Regions from separate parts of the Homo sapiens genome. Here region 1 is linked to region 2. Evidence: read pairs that join two places in POLR2A ChIA-PET (ENCODE). Cell type or tissue: CD4-positive, alpha-beta T cell. All regions are shown on one strand. Links, peaks and the distances in the headings refer to the core of each region. The heading gives the core; the rest is flanking DNA. Region 1 overlaps LINC01934 (long intergenic non-protein coding RNA 1934). Region 2 overlaps LINC01934 (long intergenic non-protein coding RNA 1934).

Evidence for each region. Peaks named below come from ENCODE experiments on the same cell type or tissue, not always from the same donor. Only the 100,000 strongest peaks of a DNase experiment are listed, where the experiment ranks them.
Region 1: POLR2A ChIA-PET joins it to region 2 with 5 read pairs; 2 of 35 experiments call an interaction of 5 or more read pairs at or near these places.

What each region holds. Positions count from the first base shown.
Region 1 is chr2:181,226,695-181,231,098 of GRCh38, forward strand. The region is part of intron 2 of LINC01934 (long intergenic non-protein coding RNA 1934); the gene reads left to right. Among named protein-coding and RNA genes, the nearest start is that of MIR4437, 77 kb to the right of the region's middle. In CD4-positive, alpha-beta T cell, for the core only: no CTCF peak of the experiment used is centred there; no DNase peak of the experiment used is centred there.
Region 2 is chr2:181,163,013-181,167,416 of GRCh38, forward strand. The region is part of intron 1 of LINC01934 (long intergenic non-protein coding RNA 1934); the gene reads left to right. Among named protein-coding and RNA genes, the nearest start is that of LINC01934, 41 kb to the left of the region's middle. In CD4-positive, alpha-beta T cell, for the core only: no CTCF peak of the experiment used is centred there; DNase peaks (open chromatin) are centred at 329 and 2,419; H3K4me3 peaks cover 553 bases; H3K27ac peaks cover 1,646 bases.

The DNA of each region.
Region 1 (4,404 bases), core at 214-4,213, 64 kb after region 2:
AGTTTTGGGGGAGTCAAAAGTTATACATGGATTTTTTGCTGCACAGGGAGGGATCAGTGCCGCTTACCCCAGCATTGTTCAAGGGTCAACTGTATATTCAAATAAACTTAGGAAATGTGTGTTGGTATATACTTCATAATTATATCTCTGCCTCAATAAAAGAATTGGAATTTATTCTCTGTACTCTACTATCAAATATTAGAATTGATTAGAGTGGTAATGGGATTCAGGACATGTTACCCAAAATATGGCACCTTGGCATTTGAGAAAACAGCAGAAGCAGGAAGGCCACTCTCACCTTCTCACCCTTCTCACCTTCTTCTCACCCTTCTCACCTGAAGCATATAATAAAACCTAAGAAGATCACTCTTTGGCTTTCTCCTACCCTTCTTTTTTGAAGCAGGTCATGAGACCTTCATTTGAAAGGTGCCCTTCCTAAACCCAGAGGAAAGGAACATCTTTATCTTTGAAGGCACAGGGGCACAGAGAAGAATCAGAACGAGAAGGGCTTGCTAAACTCCCCCCAGTTTATTATTATTAGATCACACCCACTTTATCCAATCATACTTCTCCATATCTATCCATCTCTCCATCAGATCTAAGCATAAAAATACACTAGGTTACCTGTTTTTTTGAATCTTTGTTTCCTTATAAAGGCTACTGTGTCACATAAAGCTTACATTAAATAAATGAGTACGCTTTTCTCTTATTAATCTGTCTTTTTTTATTGGTGCCTCAGCCATGAATCTAGCAATGAGTAAGGAATGAAATATTCTCCTTCCCTATGGCTAGCATAGCACCTTTGTTAAAATTATAGCATGACAATACATCATACAACCAAAAGTGATACCAATGCGCCACATTTTCCTTTTATAAAGTATGCTTTAAAAAGCAAAGTTTAAGGAATGAACACAAATGGAGACACAGGCAATGGTAGAAGCATTTGGCTCCAGCCTATTCACTATGAGGTCCGCTAGATTTCTGAACTGCTCTATGCTGCTCAGTTTTCCTCTTGGGTTTTAGATTTCTGTTCTCTTTTCATGATCTCTTATTGTTTACATGACTATCTTTCTTTTGTACACTAGCTTCTTAAGGGAAAAGAGTGAACACAACTCAACTCTCCCCACCATATGTAGTGTCTGGTACATTGTAAGTGGACGACATGTTGGGTGAAATATGTGAGGGACCAAATTCTTATTTGTCCTGCAAGAAATAACCAATGATGGAAAAATTTAGGCATAGGTATATACCTTGGATTCTGAAATTAGGAAATGATTATATTCTCTGATTATGCCTGTGACCTGGGGTGTGGACAGAAGATATTTCTCCCTCTTATGAGTTCTTTTCTCACACATTTATAGAAATTAAGCCAGGAGAAGCAGCTACACAATGCAGCTACCCACTTTATTGACAGAGATCCAGGGATACTAGGGAAGCTGTGGCTATTGTAACATGCTTTTCCTGCCCCCCCAGCTAGCTTCTACATGGAATAACCACTGCTACTACATACATTATGCATGCAACATACATAAATTACTATTGCAACCACAATTACTAACTAATATGAGCATTCACCATTTATAAATACCAAGCCTTGTGCCTGGCACCTTACATAAAGTGTCTTATTTATTTTTTCCATCGCCCTAAAAAAGAAATAAGTTATCCCCATTTTACACTTGAGAAGACCAAAGCTAAGAGGGGCTAAACCCAGCTCAGTTAAAAAGCATTCCAAGGCTGGGTGCGGTGGCTCATGCCTGTAATCCCAGCACTTTGGCAAGCTGAGACAAGAGGATCCCTTGGGCTCAGGAGTTTCAGATCAGTGTGGGCAACATAATGAGACCTCATCTCTACAAAAAATTTTAAAAATTAGCCTGCATGGTGGCACACACACCTGTAGTCCCAGCTACTCATGTGGCTGAGGTGGGAGGATTGCTAAACTCAGCAGATGAAGGCTGCGGTGAGCCATGATCATGCCACTGTATTCCAGTCTAGGCAACAGAGTGAGGCCCTGTCTCAAAAAATAAAAATTAAAATAAAATTTAAAAAAGCATTCCAAGGCAGTTGCCCTGAATCATGCACCCAGTTGATGGGAGTGACCTCTCCTGTGGATGATTCTACAGTCAACAGAGTGCTAATACAGTTGAGGGCATAGAGTAGGAACTCAACATGTTTTGATTGGCAGTTTTATGTTAGCTCTGGGAGAATGCATGGCTAGGGATCTATAAAACAGTGAAGAATGGCCCTCAAATGTAAGTTTTATTATTATTATTTAATCTTTAACTAGCTTTTTAAAGTCAAGTCATTCGGAGAGTGAGTTAGCTATAATTTTATCTTTTTACCTTGAGATCAGCCCTCACTCTAATAACTTTTAATTATTAGAGTTGTGCAAGTTTTGGGGAGAATTTAAACAATCTAAGTAAAATCAAAGTAACACATGAATGTAGCTATAAATATATCTCTATATATTTTTTCCTGATGAATTCAACCACCCTGAGAAAAGTGTTACATGATTCAAATATGGTATATAAAAATGGTGATTCCAATGACTATTCTTTACTGAAAGTATTAAGTCTTAATCTGTTAGCATGGCTTTCCTACTCTTCTTTTACAAGATAGATTTGAGTTTGTAAATTTTAGTCTTTGCAACATTATCTACTCCAGGCACAGAGGAAGTGAGAAACTCCAAAACGTGTTCCACTGTTATATGAGCCAAAGGCTGGTCAGTGCCTTGTGGTGACAAGAGCAGCTAAAGCGGCTGTCACCCTCCCTTGTGAATCAGCCTCAGGAGATGAGGCAGCATGAATGGAGAGCTCTGGACTCCTTGTTGGGGTCAGGTCCCAAGCACGAATATCATCCCTAATTCCTAGGAGATTCTCACCTGGTGCTGCAGAAAGCCCCTTTGCAGCTTCTGTCCTTGAATAGAAGCACCTACATCCAAAACAAGATTTTGGTGACATTTTCTTTGAACAAAAGTATCAAGCAACATGCAATTATTCATTAAAACATACACATTTGAGTAACCCATTTTATCTAGGAGTTGCTTAATTGTAGACTTCTAGATTAATTTTAATGTAAATGAGTTGACAGTAGAGTAAAAAGTATGCTAAAACTAGTTCAGAATTAAAAACTGAAAGAAAATTGGAATAATTTATAAGTAATTTGTAAAATTTTTACATTTAAGAGAAACAGATCATGTCAGTTTCAAATATGTGTATTTGTTTATTTGCTCAAAGTTTATGACTTGGTCAATATCCATATCCATGATTTGTGACTAGTTTTTAAAAATATGCATAATTAAAATAATGAGTGATTTTTGTAAAGTTACAGCCAAATATTTTTATTCTCTTCTCCCTTTTTGATATCTATCACTGATTCTTTATCATGTTTGCTAGATTAGCTATTACCTGTGTAACTTGCTTATTTATATTATGCATAAGTTATCTAATTCTCTAGAATCCTATATCTATGAATTTTCTGAGTTAATACCCAAGTAATACCTCAAAAATACCCATGTAGTTTTCATTGATAAGAAATAAAGACCATGTTTTTATATCTGAAACTGTTATCAAACACAGGGTGGCATGCCATCTTATCATTGTTCCTGGTGAGGTGGATCTAGAAAGAGGGAGAGGGAAAGTCTTCTGCTTCCTCTCACCTCTTCCTTTAACATGCATTCCCTCTACAAGCCTGGCCACAGTGCCAAAAACTTCTTTGTCCCCAGATATGAGCCATATGCCTTTTAATTCCCTATGATTGCTTTGTTGTCTGGAGTCTAGAAAGTTTTCTTGGGTTCCAAGTTTCCCTTTCCTTAAAAATGAGAATTTTCTTGAAATGGCTTAATTACCATGACCTCCTTAATAAAACAAAGTTGACAGTAATGGAGAGTAAAATGGTACTAAGAACAGGCATGATGTTAAAGGAGGCTACCTGAGGGTGGAAAAGTGACTGAGAATAGAGACTGATTCTGATAATTCTATATCATGTGTCAGTCAATGCTTTCTATTTAGAATATTGATACCATACATAGCATAGGGTTTGATTGTTGTTGAAGCATATTGAGGATAATCTCTTTATATTTGAAAACTGTCTTGGAAGTAATTTTGTAGAAATATTCTGATATGGAACTGATGTCATAGGTACATACATCAGACTGCCTAGAATAATAATATGGAATCAGCAACTAGGAACACTATAGACCCAGGAGGATAAGGTAGTTTATATAGGCTTCCATTTGGGGGATATATCATGAGCATGTTGTCAAAACCAGATGTGGTTCTGAATTACCTGATCAATTCAGTCTGAAGAAGAGTTAAGTAGGTACCTGCCTCTTACTACCTTCACACCCCAAGCCTCTACCCCAATTTGGGGGAACTCTATGTCTTGAGACTACCATAAAAATTATTA
Region 2 (4,404 bases), core at 272-4,271:
TAATTAGTATTTGCTGAGTTGTAAATTCCTTGGAATTTGATCTCTAATTCTAATTATTAGAATTTACTCTCTGTTTCTCTGATCTATTTCAGAATCTGTTGTTTTTTTTTTTTTTCCTGTTGTTGTTATACAATTGTAAAAGGGGTTTTAAAAATACTTGAAAACTGGGCCAGGTGTGGCAGCTTACACCTCTAATACCAGCCAGCACTGTGGAGGGCTGAGGTGGGTGGATCCCTTGAGCCCAGGAGTTAACAATCAGCCTGAGCAATAGTGTGAAACCCCAACTCTACAAAAAAAAAATGCAAAAAAAAAATTAGTCAGGCTTGGTGGTGCATACCTGTAGTCCCAGCCTCTCAGGAGGCTGAGGTGGAAGGATCACTTCAGTCTGGGAAGTCAAGACTGCAGTGAGCCATAATCACACCATCGCACTCCAGCCTGGGTGACAGAGTGAGACCCTATCTAAAAAAAAAAAAAAGAAAACCAAGAGCAAGTTGCCAAAATATTACACAAGGATTTCTAGTTTTATTTTCTGTTTCACTGTGATTGGGTAAAAGTAAAGATATATAAATATAAGACATAAATGCATTTTATTCTTTGGAATCTAACATCTTCAATTAAAAATGAAAAATTTCTAACAGGAAGGATCAAGAGATTGGAAAGTAGCCTAATAAGTCTTTAAAATAGTGTTTCTAGGAATCTGATATACCAAAAGCAAGGAGCAATAGGAAATACAGATAAAGGCAGGAAAAGGTAGATTTTGTTACAACACTATTGTGGTTTCTGAAGGAGTTTGGCCTCATTGGGTGATGCACATCAGTGTTAATTTCTAATACTCAGAAAATTAGTAACCTTTGTACCCAAGAAGTGAACATTCAGAGTTCAAAGAACCACCCACCACCCCAAATCATTCAATAATTTTCACTGGTGTTCTACTACAAGAATTATAATTCACTTGTAATTATGGCCACCAAAAGAATGTTTTTTTTCCATTTTATAATTCAACAAACACTTGTTGGATCACTAGTTGATGTCATGAATGTATTAGGTGCAGTGGTGGTGATAGTGGATGGGTGTATTTGAAAATAAATAGTGTATTCTAGGGAGAATATATAGTCTTTTGAGAGAGAAGGTAGGCTTAAAAATATAGAGTGCTTTCAAATACACTAAAGGTGTGCAAAAAATATTACTACTACATGGTAGAGGAAAACACAACAAAACTTTAAGAAACCTCTTGAGGAACGTCTGGTTTGGCTTCAGTTTATTTAGAAGAATGAAGAGCTCCTAGACAAAATGCTAGCATACATAACACAGAAACAAAATAAACTATAAATACCTTATAAATAAATTATAAACTACCTTGAGGAGACAGATGAAAACAAATTAGAGTTAAAATCTTGGCAAGTGAAGGTAGATATTATGCCACAGAGAAAAATTTGAAGAAACTGTGCTTGTGGAGTTTGATAAGGTTCTTCTCACAAAATATAAACTGTGGTCTTTTAATGAAACAGAAGGTTTTCACATTCTATGGAATAATAGTGATTTTTGATGTCAGCTCTGGAGAAAAAATCCTGGTGATATTTGGAGACCACCTGTTCTGGATAGTTTCCATGGTAAGTCACGAGGTGTACCAAGATTCTTACAACCCATCAACTTCTTCATGCTTTTGTGAATATACTGAGAAGAAATGATACCACTGAGAAAATGATTTAGAATGTATTTCTTATAAATTTTAATTCTAAGGTAGAAACTGAAAAGGTTGGATTTACAGGTGGAATTTAAAAAACAACAACAAAACTCTTTCTGCATTTGTGAATTCTGGCATAGAAAGAAGAATAGGGAAGTGAAACACTGACCTTACAAATAATGTTGAAGAACATAATTTTTTAAAATGCCATTGCTCAGGATGAAAAACACATGGGTTTGACAAGAGGAGGAAACATCTTGTTACAGCATGCAAGTCTGTCAAAATAACCTTAGATTGGTGAAGAGTGTTTAAGAATTGAGAGGGTTTGGGCATAGGGAAAGCAAAAAGAGGAAGATACCAAGAATTTCTCAGGAGGAAAAATAATTAGAAACTATTATTGTACCCTCAGATACCTATGTTCCAATTCCCAAATATAGGGAATGTAGAATTGAAGATACATATATTTGTAGAATGTGGGAGTAAAATCATTTAATAAAGGAAGAAAATATTTCAAAAGGATGCTACCACCTGGCTATCTACAGGATGGCCACTGCCAGCAGCTCCTGTTGCTGCCTACTACTTTGGATCCCAAAGTTTTTGGATGTTAAAATGGGCCAAGCATGAGTTCACCTCTTCATACCCTTTTTAGAGGGTCTAATTTTGATTTCTACCCACATCCTCTGGAACCGTGATGAAGTTAGTTTCATTTCTCAGCCCTAGGTCTGTCATCCCTTTCTTAGGCAGCTTCGGTCTGGGCAAGCTTGATGCTGAGTTGGTCTTATGTTTATGGTTCAGTATTGGGTACGTACGTGTCCTAATACAAACTTAAGGGGGGTTTCCTAACTACTAAGATCATATCCATGATTTTGTGTTGTGTTAAAAACATGAATGTATTTAGTTTACAGTGGAGACCGCCAGATATCTGTCTTTAGGGACAGTTAGTAGCAAACTGCCTGTGGCTAATTGTAGAGAATAGTCTATAGAAGATGTATCTTGGCTTTCCCCAACTGCTGAGGACAGAAGTCCTTTGAACTGTGAAGAAAAGAAAGTAGAATGTGGTGGTGGAGGAGGGAGAGGAGAGGAGAAGGAGGAGGAAGAAGAGGAAGAGTTGTCTCACTTTCTTTACCCCGTTCCACCTCCAACTCCCCACATGTATTAGTATGTTCTCACACTACTAATAAAGACATAACCAAGACTGGGTAATTTATAACAGAAAGATGTTTAATTGATTCACAGCTCCACGTGACTGGGGAGGCCTCACAATCATGGTGGAATGCAAAGGAGGAGCAAATTCATGTCTCACATGGCAGCAGGCAAGAGAGAGTATGTAGGGAACTCTCCTTTATAAAGCCATCAGATCTCATGAGACTTATTCACTATCATGAGAACAGCATGGGAAAGACCCACCTCTATGATCCAATTACCTCCCACTGGGTCTCTCCCATGACATATAGGAATTATGGGAGCTACAATTCAAGATGAGATTTGGGTGGGGACAAAGCCAAACCATATGATTTTGCCTCTGGCCCCTCCCAAATCTCACATCCTCACATTTCAAAACACAACTGTGTCTTCTCGACAGTCCCCTAAAGTCTTAACACATTTCAGCATTAACTCAAAAGTCCACAGTCCAAAGTCTCATCTGAGACAAGGCTAGTCCCTTCTGCCTATGAGCCTGTAGAATCAAAAGCAAGTTAGTTACTTCCCTGATACAATGGGTGTACACACTTTGGGTGAATATACTCATTCCAAATTGGAGAAATTGGCCAAAACAAAGGAGCTACAGGCCCCATGCAAGTCCGAAATCCAACAGGGCAGTCATTACAACTTAAAGTTCCAAAATGATATTCTTTGACTCCATGTCTCATATCCAGGTCACACTGATGCAAGAGGTAGGCACCCAAGGACTTATTCAGCTCTGTCCCTGTGGCTGTACAGGGTACAACTCCCCCTCTAGCTCCGCTTCTTTCACAGGCTGGCAAGGAGTGACTATGGCTTTTCCAGGCACACAGTGCAAGCTGTCAGTGGATCTGCCATTCTGAGGTCTGGAGGATGGTAGCCCTCTTCTCACAGCTTCACTAGGCAGTGCCCCAGTGAGGACTCTGTGTGGGGGCTCTAACCCCAAATTTCCCTTCTCCACTACCCTAGCAGAGGTTCTCCATGAGGGCTCTGTCCCTGTATCACACCTCTGCCTGGACATCCGGACATTTCCATGCATCCTCTGAAATCTAGGCAGAGGTTCCCAAACCTCAATTCTTGACTTCTGTGCACCTGCAGGCTCAACACCACTTGGAAGCTGCCAAGGCTTCAGTCTTGCACCTTCTAAAGCCATGGGCCCAGCGGTACCTTGGCCCCTTTTAGCCACAGCTGGAATGGCTGGGACAAGGGCACCATGTCCCTAGGCTGCACACAGCAGGGGGGCCCTGGGCCCTGCCCATGAAACCATTTTTCTTCCTAGGCCTGTGGGCCTGTGATAGGAGGAGGTACTGTGAAGACCTCTGACATGTCCTGGAGACATTTTCCTCATTGTCTTGGCAATTAACATTTGGGTTCTCCTTACTTATGCAAATTTCTGTAGCTGGCTTGAATTTCTCCTCAGAAAATGGGTTTTTCTTTTCTATTGCATTGTCAGCCTACAAATTTTTCAAACTTTTATGCTCTGCTTTGTTTTTAAATGTAAGTTCCAATTCCAAACCATATATTTGAATATATAACACTGA